Regions from separate parts of the Homo sapiens genome. Here regions 2 and 3 are each linked to region 1. Evidence: chromatin contacts called from ENCODE Hi-C or POLR2A ChIA-PET data. All regions are on one chromosome and are shown on one strand. Each heading gives the region's core, a stretch centred on a gene start or an enhancer-like site at or near the end of the contact. The rest is flanking DNA. Distances are from core to core; before and after follow the strand shown. Region 1 overlaps LMTK3 (lemur tyrosine kinase 3). Region 2 holds the start of ZNF114-AS1 (ZNF114 antisense RNA 1). Region 3 holds the start of NTN5 (netrin 5).

The links. A loop is a pair of places that touch in the nucleus more often than their neighbours do. ChIA-PET counts read pairs that join two places held with the same protein, here RNA polymerase II (POLR2A). Pooled maps may share reads with other maps.
Region 2: a map of PC-9 shows a loop between it and region 1 (11-fold over the local background). The contact joins the promoter of ZNF114-AS1 here to the enhancer-like site in region 1. A Hi-C loop is called at or near these places in 4 of 168 maps with a recorded cell type or tissue (PC-9, Right ventricle myocardium inferior, heart right ventricle and 1 more), 7 of 37 single-sample maps with no recorded cell type and 10 of 50 pooled maps. POLR2A ChIA-PET finds 5 or more read pairs at or near these places in 8 of 52 experiments (AG04450, BJ, H1 and 4 more).
Region 3: a pooled map shows a loop between it and region 1 (2.5-fold over the local background). The contact joins the promoter of NTN5 here to the enhancer-like site in region 1. A Hi-C loop is called at or near these places in 1 of 168 maps with a recorded cell type or tissue (naive thymus-derived CD4-positive, alpha-beta T cell) and 7 of 50 pooled maps. POLR2A ChIA-PET finds 5 or more read pairs at or near these places in 1 of 52 experiments (PC-9).

What each region holds. Positions count from the first base shown.
Region 1 is chr19:48,490,845-48,494,750 of GRCh38, reverse strand. It overlaps LMTK3 (lemur tyrosine kinase 3), which reads left to right. Exons shown (of 15, transcript NM_001388485.1): 12 at 642-1,057; 13 at 3,212-3,347; 14 at 3,506-3,643. Among named protein-coding and RNA genes, the nearest start is that of LMTK3, 19 kb to the left of the region's middle. RefSeq lists an enhancer at 335-835 and silencers at 848-897, 1,088-1,567, 1,397-1,588, 1,588-1,797, 3,377-3,456 and 1 more. Within about 2 kb of position 1,795, at least 26 of the 41 ENCODE cell types and tissues checked have a DNase peak (open chromatin) inside an H3K27ac peak, as active enhancers do; they include PC-9 and heart right ventricle, where a contact is called at or near this core.
Region 2 is chr19:48,270,234-48,274,139 of GRCh38, reverse strand. It overlaps ZNF114-AS1 (ZNF114 antisense RNA 1), which reads left to right and starts at 2,308. Exons shown (of 3, transcript XR_936008.4): 1 at 2,308-2,524. It overlaps ZNF114 (zinc finger protein 114), which reads right to left. Exons shown (of 6, transcript NM_153608.4): 2 at 2,691-2,895; 3 at 2,312-2,413. RefSeq lists enhancers at 1,806-2,311, 2,312-2,818.
Region 3 is chr19:48,671,426-48,675,331 of GRCh38, reverse strand. NTN5 (netrin 5) reads left to right here and starts at 2,315. Exons shown (of 7, transcript NM_145807.4): 1 at 2,315-2,400. LOC105372431 (a long non-coding RNA gene) reads left to right here. Exons shown (of 3, transcript XR_936016.3): 2 at 1-91; 3 at 1,545-2,186. It also overlaps the pseudogene SEC1P. RefSeq lists enhancers at 1-109, 110-758.

The DNA of each region.
Region 1 (3,906 bases), core at 546-3,045:
TCCACCCTCCTCTTGCCCCTGCCATCAGCTCAGAAAGGGCAGTTCACTTATGCAGTAATGGAGGGCTAAGTGACCCTTGTTCATTTGCCAGTGAGGAAACAGAGGCTCAGAGAGGTGGATCTGGCCGGGTGTGGTGGCTCATGCCTGTAATCCCAGCACTTTGGGAGGCCAAAGAGGGCAGATCATAAGGTCAGGAGTTCAAGACCAGCCTGGCCAGCATGGTGAAACCCCGTCTCTACTAAAAATACAAAAAATTAGCCGGGCATGGTGGCACGTGCGCCTGTAGTCCCAGCTATTCGGTGGGAGGAATGGTGGGGTGGCCCATGTGGCTAGATGGAGGTCAGGCCAGAGGAGGTGGGGACAGAGGCCAGAGAAATCAGGTAGGCCAGGGCATGAGGGCCTGGTGGGCTGTGGGAAGTTGCGGCTTAAAGCCGTTGGCACTGGGGAGCTCTGGGGAGGTTGAGCACTGGAGAGGACCTTTCCCACCCTGCCTGGAGAAGCCCTGGTGCAGCCCTTCCGTTCACAAAGTGGGTGCTGAGGCCCAGATTGTGCGGGGGTCTTATCTGAGGCCACACAGCTAGGTGGGAGGGCCTGCCTCAGTTTCACCGGGACAGGGGCTCACCAGGTCTCTCCCCTCGCAGCCAGGCTCTCCCGGCTCTCGCTGGCGCTGCCGCCGCTCACGCTCACGCCATTCCCGGGGCCGGGCCCGCGGCGGCCCCCGTGGGAGGGCGCGGACGCCGGGGCGGCTGGCGGGGAGGCCGGCGGGGCGGGAGCGCCGGGGCCGGCGGAGGAGGACGGGGAGGACGAGGACGAGGACGAGGAGGAGGACGAGGAGGCGGCGGCGCCGGGCGCGGCGGCGGGGCCGCGGGGCCCCGGGAGGGCGCGAGCAGCCCCGGTGCCCGTCGTGGTGAGCAGCGCCGACGCGGACGCGGCCCGCCCGCTGCGGGGGCTGCTCAAGTCTCCGCGCGGGGCCGACGAGCCAGAGGACAGCGAGCTGGAGAGGAAGCGCAAGATGGTCTCCTTCCACGGGGACGTGACCGTCTACCTCTTCGACCAGGTGCGGAACCCGAGAGGGCGCGGTTTCGGGGTCGCGGCCTGGAGGGAGCAGGAGCCTAGAGCCGGGAAGGGCCTGGCGGGAGGCCGAGCTTAGAGTTGGGCGGGGCCTGGAGGGAGGCGGAGCTGGAGTGGGGCGGGGCCTGAAGGGAGGCCGAGCTAGGGTGGGGCGGGGCCTGGAGGGAGGCCGAGTTAGAGTGGGGCGTGGCCTGAAGGGAGGCCGAGCTGGAGTGATGCGGGGCCTGGAGGGAGGGCAAGCTGAATTGGGGTGGGACCTAAGGGGAGCCCCAATCTAGAGTGGGGCGGGGCCTGGGGCGGGGCCGAGCTAGAGTGGGGCGGGGCCCAGGGAGAGGGCGGGCTGGGGGGCGGAGCCCAGGGCGGGGCCTGGAGGGAGGTCGAGCCTAGAGGTGCAGGGCCTGGGGCGGGGCCTAGACGAAGGCTGAGCTTAGGGTGGGGCGGGGTCTACAGCAGGGTTTGAAGGCAGGCTGAGCCTAGAGCGGGGGCGGGGCCTGGAAGGAGACCGCGCCTAGGATCGGGACAGAGTCTGGATCCGGGCCTGAGGGAGGCCAAGTCTGTGGCGCGGCAAGAGGAGGCCTGGAGAAAATCCAAGGCTGGAATGGGGGCGGAGCCTAGGGCGGGGCGGATGGAGCAGGGCGCGGGAAGGGCCTGAGGGGTGAAGGCGGGGTCTGGGGAGAGACTGGTCAGGGAAATGGGGCGGGACTAGGAAGATGGGAGGAGGCTTTGAGTGTGAGGGCAGGGCCTGGCAATGGGGCAGGGCCAGGAGTATGGGCCGAGCCTAGAGCTGGGGCGGGACCTAGGGTGAGGGCAGGGCTTGTGACGGGGGCGTGGTCTAGAGGGCGAGGAGAGGTCTGGAGAGAGAGTGTGGGTCTGGAAGGAAAGAGGGGGTACTGGGTAGTCAAGTATGGGATCCTGGAGAGGCTAGGGAGGAAGTGTTGAGAAGAGGCCTGGATGGTGAAGGGGCCTAGTGAGAGTTTGGGCATGGTTTGTTGACTAGAGTTCTAGTGTCTGTAGGCTGGTTCGGGTTGGAGCAGATCTTACCCACTAGGGAAGGGCCATGGCTAGGCTGCAGGTGGGCTTCAGAGATGGAGCAGGCAGTCTTAACGTATTCTGGGGTGAGGTCAGGGATGAGCGAACCTAACGACTGGGACGGGTCTTTAGAGAGATGGGTTGAGGAATGTGTTAAGAGTTAGGCCTGTCCCGGGTGGCTCACGCCTGTAATCCCAGCACTTTGGGAGGCCGAGGCGGGAGGATCACTTGAGGTCAAGAGTTCGAGACCAGCCTAGCCAAAATGGCGAGACCTCGTCTCTTAAAAAGAAAAAAATTATCTTGGTGTGGTGGTGCGCATCTGTAGTCCCAGCTACTTAGGAGGCTCAGGTGGGAGGATCGCTTGAGCCCAGGAGGTTGAGGCTGCATTGAGCCATGATCACAACACTGCTCTCCAGCCTGGGCGACAGTGAGACTCTGTCTAAAACAAAAAGAAAAACACAGGATATGGTGTTGAAGAGAAAAAGGGAGGGCGAGTGGTGCTGAGGAACTGGGACCTTGTCTAGATGAACCTGGGGCGGGCATACTGGGCTGAGATTATGAAAGGAATGGAAACAAGGCCAAGAACTGGGGCCTGGGCCACTGAAATGTTTTCAGAGGGGTGGGACTTGGAGGGCGGGAGCAGGTCTACTTCTGAGGGAGGGCTCAGGGGCAGGGTCACAGCATCCAGCACGGCATGCGCTCAGGATGGGGCAGGGGTTGGGAGGGCCACTGGAGCAGGTCAAGATCTCAGAGGTGGGTGGGACTGACGTGGACGGGGTGGGGCTTATGGAGATCGCTTTGGGTTAGGGGATCCGGTGGAGGCCTCACGTTAATGAGCCAGGAGAGAATCCCTGCGTTGGGCTACTTAGCTGTGCGCGGGGCTCCGCTGTCAGGAAAGGAGCCTCTGGCCAGGTTGAGGTTAAGGCTGGCCCAAGGCTTCGAAGCCAGATTAGGGGCTCCAGCCACCTCTCCAGAGCGTGCGAGTCAGTGATTACAAATTGGGATTCCTAGAGCCCCAGAAATATTAGCCGGTTTTGTTGCTTTTGGGGGATGCGGTAAATGGGACGTGAAGGTTTGTCCCCTCTGGCTTCCCCCTAATCTGCCTTCACAGGAGACGCCAACCAACGAGCTGAGCGTCCAGGCCCCCCCCGAGGGGGACACGGACCCGTCAACGCCTCCAGCGCCCCCGACACCTCCCCACCCCGCCACCCCCGGAGATGGGTTTCCCAGCAACGACAGCGGCTTTGGTGAGGACGGGCCCTATGGGGCGGGAGGGGGCGGGAGCCATGGGGCGGACGGGGCGGGGTCTATGGGGTGGGAGGGGCTTGGTCGGGAGGGGCGGGACCAGAGGGCGGGAGTGCCGCAGGTGTCTGCAGCCTGACCGCGGTCTTTCCTTCTGCCGCAGGAGGCAGTTTCGAGTGGGCGGAGGATTTCCCCCTCCTCCCCCCTCCAGGCCCCCCGCTGTGCTTCTCCCGCTTCTCCGTCTCGCCTGCGCTGGAGACCCCGGGGCCACCCGCCCGGGCCCCCGACGCCCGGCCCGCAGGTACCATATCCTCGGCCCTGCCCCCTCCTCTGCCCATCTCTGTCCCCCTATGTTCCACTGCCAACTTCTTGTGACCATCTTTCAATGTCCCTGCCTCTCTCTTCCCAGTCTCTTCTCTCTCCCCTCTCAGTCAACAGACACCCCACCCAGCTCTGGAACCAGCTCAGACCAGGCGACGTCCATCAGACGGTCGTAGGCAGGCAGGCCGGCCGTCCCCAACCCCCGAGCCTCAGTTTTACCTTCTGTGGGGATTACCCCCACCC
Region 2 (3,906 bases), core at 1,059-3,558, 220 kb after region 1:
ATATGTGTGTATATATTTATATATATGTGTGTGTGTATGCATTTATATATATACATGTATAAAAATATATATACATATATATTGGCCAGGCACGGTGGCTCACGCCTGTAATCCCAGCACCTTGGGAGGCCGAGGTGGGCGGATCACGAGGTCAAGAGATCAAGATCATCCCGGCTAACACGGTGAAACCCCGTCTCTACTAAAAATACAAAAAATTAGCCGGGCGTGGTGGCGGGCGCCTGTAGTCCCAGCTACTCGGGAGCCTGAGGCAGGAGAATGGCGAGAACCCGGGAGGAGGAGCTTGCAGTGAGCCGAGATAACGCCACTGCACTCCAGCCTGGGCGACAGAGCGAGACTCCGTCTCAAAAAAAAAAAAAAAAAAGAAAAGCCCCACTGTTGCCTGGGGGATCCAAGTCACTTTGACACAGAAGCAAGCCTGTGCAACTCAGGGGCTGAGCTGTAAATAAGAGTTTTTGAGACACAACATTCCACGTCTATCTTGACCTTATAGTTCCCAAGGAAACAGCCACACCTGATGATAACCCCATTACACGCATCTCAGCTGTAAGCCTACCTAAGAAGATAAAACCGCCTATTTCAATTTAAGTTTCCCTGAATTCCGTCCTTTCCCCAATACAATTGGAGCGCCGGTTCTGACCCTAGTAACCTCAGACACATCAGCTCAGGACAGTAGTTTAAAAAAAAAAAAAACAGAAAAGAAAAGAAAAAGAAAAACAACGCATCATTGTGAGTCAGCTCAGGTGAGCAGGCTGAGGTTGGCTTTTGCCTGATTGTCCATGACGAAGATATACCTGGCTGATGAAACACATTCCCACCTTTGCCCTGAGTTCCAGTAAATCAGACCTCACCGGAGCGGATTAGTGATAAAAATGCATCTTGTTCCGACCGTGGGGTTTGATCCTGACACCTTCACACCACTCTCCTTGCAGCTTGTCCTTTTTATATATTTCCTCTGCTGAGGTCTCAGTTCCCATAAAAGACCATGTTCAGCACACGGAACTCAAACCCTCAAAGCTCTTTATCTGGCCAGGCGCTGTGGCTCACGCCTGTAATCCCAGCCCTTTGGGAGGCCGAGGCGGGCAGATCACGAGGTCAGGAGCTCGAGACCATCCTGGCTAACGCGGTGAAACCCCGTCTCTACTAAAAATACAAAAAATTAGCCGGGCGCGGTGGCGGGCGCCTGTAGTCCCAGCTACTTGAGAGGCTGAGGCAGGAGAATGGCGTGAACCCGGGAGGCGGAGCTTGCAGTGAGCAGAGATCGCGCCACAGCGCTCCAGCCTGGGTGACAGAGCGAGACTCCCTCTCAAAAAAAAAAAAAAAAAAAAAGCTCTTTCTCGTAAGAAACCAGTGCATCCTGCACGTCTGGCCCTGCCCAGGACTTTTCAGTTCACCCTCATCACAACAGGCTCCAATCCAATACTTTTTTTTTTTTTTTTTTTTTTTTTGAGAGAGAGTCTTGCTCTGTCGCCCAGGCTAGAGTGCAGTGGCACGATCTCGGCTCACTGCAACCTTCACCTCCCAGGTAGAAGCGATTCTCCTGCCTCAGCCTCCCAAGTAGCTAGGATTACAGGCGCTCGGCTCACTGCAATCTCCACCTCCCAGGTTCAAGCGATTCTCCTGCCTCAGCCTCCCGTGTAGCTAGGATCACAGGCGCCCGCCACCATGCCCGGCTAATTATTATTATTATTATTATTTATTTTTTTTTTTGAGACAGAGTCTCCCTCTGTCGCCCAGGCTGGAGTGCAATGGCTCGATTTCGGCTCACTGCAACCTCCACCTCCCGGGTTCAAGCGATTCTACTGCCTCAGCCTCCTGAGTAGCTGGGATTACAGGCGCATGCCACCACGGCCAGCTAATTTTGGTATTTTTAGTGGAGATGGGGGTTTCACCATGTTGGCCAGGCTGGTCTCGAACTCCTGACCTCAGGTGATCCGCCCACCTCGGCCTTCGAAAATGCTGGGATTACAGGCGTGAGCCACCGCGCCCGGCCAGCTCCAATACTTTCATGGATGCAAAGAACACAACCCCTGCAACCGCTGCATGCGGGCATCTCTGCTGCCCAAGCCCGGGGACAGGCGCTTTCGCAACGCTGCAGCACGGTATGGGGGAAGCGCCCTTCTCCCTGGGCCAAGGTGAAGGGCGCGCTCGGGGTCTGAACACGTGGGTCATTCGTGCCTTCCCCTTTCCTCCCGGAAGGGTAGAGACAATGAGGCTTTTGCAGACAGCAACTCTCAAGTCCCTGGGCCCCGGCCCGGTCCCGCCCTTAGTACGGACACTCAGGCACACTTACTCTTCCACTAGCTCCGGCTTCCAGATGTCTCTGTCGGTGGCGCAGCCCAAAAGCGCGCGCAGCCCAGGAGCGTCTCGGAGCTGCACCAGGATGGGGATCAAACTGTTGAAATAAATCAACCTAACGAGGCCGCCAGGAAGGACCGACTACAGAGATTCGTCCTGCCCAGACATTTTGTACTCGCTTCTTGACCCCTTCCTCAAAATGGACGGTGTAAGGGACCAGGGGGAGGAGAGGGGAGCCGAGCAGGCAGGGGATCCCAGCGCCCGCACTCCTGCCTGCCCACCCCCGTCCCACCCCCCGCCCCCGGGACCCGATCGACCCGACCCCAGAGTCTGACCCCCACGACCAGTAGATTGACATTTCCTGTAGAACTTACTCCCCAGGCACTCCTGATCCAAGCAGGAAACCCCAGCCTTGGGTCCTCGCTGTCGCCTCCGCCCGCGCCACCGTTCCTAGGCTCTCCAGCTGGGAAGCGCGCTCTCTGCGCAGCCAACGCGCCTCCTTGCGGGCTCCGGAGACTCCGGCCGCTTGCTGGCTTCCTGCATTTCCCAAGGAAAGAAGGCTTTTTTTTCCCCTCAGTACTGTAAAAGGGCGGAAACAGACAGGTTGGGGAGTCTCCAGTTTCTCTCTTGTCCCCATTTTTATGTTTTTGCTACCACTCCCCCCCATCCGTTGACTAGCGGCTAAACCGCAAGGCTCCCGTCGCCTACCCTTGAAATGATTTTTTTCTTCCTTCCTTCCTTTCTTTTCTTTCTTTCTTTTTTTTTTTTGAGACGGAGTCTCGCTCTGTCGCCCAGGCTGGAGTGCAGTGGCGCGATCTCGGTTCACTGCAACCTCCGCCTCCCGGGTTCATGCCATTCTCTCGCCTCAGCCTCCGAGTAGCTGGGACTACAGGCGCCCGCCACCACCCTGGCTAAGTTTTTGTATTTTTAGTAAAGACAGGGTTTCAGCGATCTCCTGACCTCGTGATCCGCCCGCCTCGGCCTCCCAAAGTGCTGAGATTACAGGCGTGAGCCACCGCGCCCGGCCCTTCTTTTCTTTTCTTTCTTTCTTTCTTTCTTTCTCTTTTTTCTCTTTTCTTTCTTTCCCTTTTTTCTCTTTCTTTCTTCTCTTTCTTTCTTTTCCTCTCCCTCCCTCCTTCCTTCCTTTTTTCTCTTTCTTTCTTCTTTTTCTTTCTCTCTCTCCCTTCCTCCTTTTCTCCCTCCCTCCCTTCCTCCCTCCCTTCTTTCTTCTCTTTCTTTCTTTCTTCTTTCTTTTTTCTTTCTCTTTCTTCCCTCCCTCCCTTCTTTCCTTTCTCTCTCTCCCTCCCTTTCTCTTTCTTTCTTTCTTTCCTTCCTTCCCCCCTTCCTCTCTCCCTCTCTGCCCCTCCCTCCCTCCCTTCCTTCCTTTTTTATTTTTTTCCTTTTCTTATTCTTTTTTTCTTTTTTTTTTTCTGAGACAAGTTCTTGCTCTGTCCTTCAGGCTGGAGTGCAGTGGCGCAATCTTGGCTCACTGCAGCCTCAAGCGATCCTACCACTTCAGTCTCCCAAGTAGCTGGGACCACAGGCACGTACAAGGCATGCCTGGCTAATTTTAATTTTTTTTTTTTTTAG
Region 3 (3,906 bases), core at 1,066-3,565, 180 kb before region 1:
CTTACTGTGAACACCCATGTGCTCTGCTGCCTAAAACATAACATGTTTGACAATGTGATGCGGCCCAGACCTACCATGGATGCCATGTCACGTACGTACTATGCATCCGACAACAGGGCCAGGAAGCAGAAGGTTCCGGAACACGACTTTCCCAGAGAGCTCAGATAAGAACCCGTGGGCATGTCAGCTCATTCAGTCCTCATGACCCCCTCCGCCCACCATGAGGAAGGTCCATTCTTTCTTCCTCATTTAACAGATGAGGAAATGAAGGCACAGAGAGGTTAAGAAGCTTGTTCTCGGTCACACAGCTAGGACAGAGGTGGATTTGAACCCAGGCAGTATGGCTGGGGTTACCATCCTGGCCTTTTTGAACATGTCCGGGAGGGCAGGCCCTACCCAGCCACACAATGCCCAGTAACTCCTGCGGGTGACCTGCCCTGCCTCGTGGAGACTCCGTTATATCTGGGCCACCAAGGCAGGGGTTAGAGGTCTGTGTGAGCCCAGCACTGAGGTTCTCTCTGGGTTGAACCCACCTCAGAGATGTGCCTTGGGCAGGCCTGGCCTTCTGTAGAAGCTGTGAGGGTGAAGGTCTCCAGCCCTTAAAGAACTCTCCCCAACAAAAAAAACAGTCTCCTTCCCAGCTTGGGGCACTATGTGCTCGGCTGTGGCAGCTCCGTCTGTTCTTCCCCGCCTGCCCCCGGGCACCCGCAGGGGCGCCCATCAACTCAGGCAGCTCAAGCTGCAAGGAACAAAAGCTTCCCTCCAGGAGCCGGAGCTTGAGACTTCGCCCAGGTGGGGAGGAAGACGCAGCGAGACCTAAGCCTTCTTCCTCAGTTTTGTGTGGCAGCAAAGCTGGGTTCTGTGCTGGCGGTGGGCTCAGCACAAATGCCCCTCCGCATCACCCCACTTACATCTGCAATCCCCGGGCCCCCGTGGCCGCCCCCCCCACTTGCTTTGCTCCAAGGCACTTGGCACCTTCCAACAACCTAGAGCACAGAAGGACCTGCGCTGCTGGGGTCTCCCCCTCCCTCTCTGGACACTGAGCCTGATGGGGCAGGGGTCTGTGTTCCCAGCGCGAACCCCCGGCAAAGTCCCATACAGGGGGAGCTCAGGCAGGGTCAGCGGAGGGACCTGCGCCTGAATCCCGAAGTTCCACTCTGACTCACACAGCCTGGGCCCCCAGCTCTGACATGCCCCCTCTGATGGGGGGCGTCTCAGCCCCATTCCATCCTCCTGCAGCTGATGCACCTCCCAGCTTTCGGAGTGACTCCCTTCTTTCAAATCCGATGTCCCTGTCCTGCTCCTGCCAAATCTGGCCCCCTCCAACGTGGTACCTAAGGGTCCAGAGTCGAGGGTCGCCTTTGCTGTGCCCTCGCACCCCCTGGGGGCGGGCCTGGGGCAGTGGGTCCCAAGCCTGTCAGGATTGGGCCCACGCTACACCACGATAAACGCTGGGGCCACCCAGGGCAGCAGGTGCCGCGCCCCAACTCCATGAGGCCCTTGCTTTTCTCAGCGGGAAGTGACAGAAAACATTATTTTTCTAGTCAACCCATTCGGAGATGGAATAGAACAGACAGCAACATTCGCATGAAAATGTCACGATGAAAGCACTGAGGACTCGCAGGACACCAGCGGCACTGGGGAGGTGCTTTTGAGCTTGGTCCCCCGCACCCCGGGGGTCCCCGCCTTCTCCCTCTGCCGCATGAGAAACACTGGGGCCCAGGTGTTCTCAGCTCATTTGTCGCCTTCCCCACCATCTTAGAAAGCGACTGAGGTCTTTTGAATTCCAGGGGCTGGTCTGAACCTTCCAAGAGCACAGATTTTACTGACCTTAAGGCTCGGTGAACCCACAGCTGACAAAAGGTTCCAGAGAGGAGGAGGAGGGGCTGGCTTGGGGTCACGCAGCCAGAGGCAGGGGCTGAGCAAAGTTTCCAACAGCGATTGTCTCCCAAAGGTCAGCCCCTGCCCGATCGCGATGGCGGCCACCACAAGGCGGGGCTGAGCCAGTGGGCAGGGGTGGAGTGGGATGGAGCGGGACCCCCGACTGACAGCCTCCCGTCCTACCTGCGGTGAGCCTCCTAGGCCAGGCTGCTCGGGGCTGTCCTGCTGCTGGACCGCCGGGGGCAACGGCACTCACGTCCCACACCGTTGCGGGTGGCCTGGCTGGCAGGGGTCCCTGTGGGGATAGCGTGGCTGCGGTTGGTGAGGGATTGGGGTGGGAGGGGGGTGGCGGTGTTAGATTCTGCGGGCTCTGCTCTGAGCCCCCGCCCAGCCCAGAAACCCCACTAGCCTGGGGCCTGAGAACAGCCACGCCACTCCCTCCTGAGAGCCCACCGCGCCACAGCTTGGAGGAAGAGCCTGCGGGGAACTGGCTGCAGGACGCTCTCTTCTTGAGTGCAGGTTTGGCCAATGTCGGGGCCTCAGGGCTCGGGTTGGGGGGTGCATGCCAAGAGCCAGGGAAAGGAAGCCTGGGTCCCAGATGGACCCCAGGCCGCCCAGGCAGGCCTCCTATGAGTCTGCTGGGAGCATGGCTGGACTCTTTCTTAAAGAGGGGTATGGGCTCTCTGTGGGCCACGACTGGTTTCTGGATCCCCCAGGAACACTAGGGAACTCACAGCCTGGTTCCTCAAGGTGCTAAGGGCCAGAGGGTGCCACCCCCTGAACTATCCAGCAACTATCCAGAGAGAAAGGGGACATGGGGGACTGGCCCTTAACAGGATGCTGCTGAGGGCCAGGCAGGCGGCTGCCACCTGAGTGGGTGCAAAATGGCGCCAGGCTCCTTGGGAGGGCGGAGGGCGAGGCCTGTCATCTGGGCCAGGGGAGGCAGCGTCTGCATGTGGCCAACAGCAGTGGGGACATGGGCAGTGAGGCCAGGCTGGGGCAGGTGTGGCCCACCTCAACCGCCAGGGTGCCCCAGAGATGCCCAGCCCAGGGACATTCCTGGGCGCAGATTCAGAGCCAAGGGCCTGGAAAGGCTCCGAGGCCCCCAGTCCACAGTGAGCTCCTCACCAGAGGCTGCTGGCCCTGGAAGGGGAAAGTGGGGGCATTTCAGAGTCCAGTCCTTCCCAGCTCCTGCCATTCCTAGGGTCTGGGCTTCTGCCCCCACGGGCGCCCTGGCATCTGGCACCCCACCCTGTCCCAGCTCCTGCCTTCCTGCCTCTCTCCTCCTCATTACCCACCGCCCCCAACATCTGTTCCCCCATCTGCTCTGGGGAACTCTGGATGGGTGGAGAATGTGGGGACTCTGGTCTCCAGGCCCTGAGGCCCAGAATAGAGGGCAGGGTTGAGGTGAGCAGAAAGTCCCAGAACGCTAACTTCCGGTCCCCACACCCTGAGTTCTGAAGGGAACCCAGGTGTCTGCTTCCCCTGACCCCATGGGGATCCCACTGTCCCGCTCCCAAGCCCCAGAGCCACCCAGGTTCCAGCTCCCAGCATCCCTTTCCTCAGCTCAGCTCTCTGGGCTTTGCACTCGGGTGGGAAAGGGTTAAGGGTGGGGCGCTGGGGGTGGGTGGGCGGGTGGCAGGGAGGCTGGGTTGTTTGGTGATAATCCCCTTCCGTGCCCAGGGTGTGGAGAACAAGGTTAGGGCCCCATGTGGGAAAGGCAATGGCTCTGATCCCTGCAGGCCTGGGCCTCGGTCTCTCACTTCTGATCCCCCGCCAGACACCCCTAGCCTGTCCCCTTCCCTCCCCTCCCCAGGGCCTGCCAGGCTGGGTGTCTCTGAGCCCACCTGCCCACCTATCCCAGCCCCCAGGCAGTCCGAGCCTCAGTCTCCCAGCTCCCTGTGGCCTCTGGGTGCCTGGCCTCTGTCTCAGCCTCTCAGCCTCCTGTCTGTTCCTCTGTCTTTGCAGCAACTTCTCTGTGCCGAGCGCCTCCCCTAGGCTGACTGTCCTCTCTCTGCCTCTGTC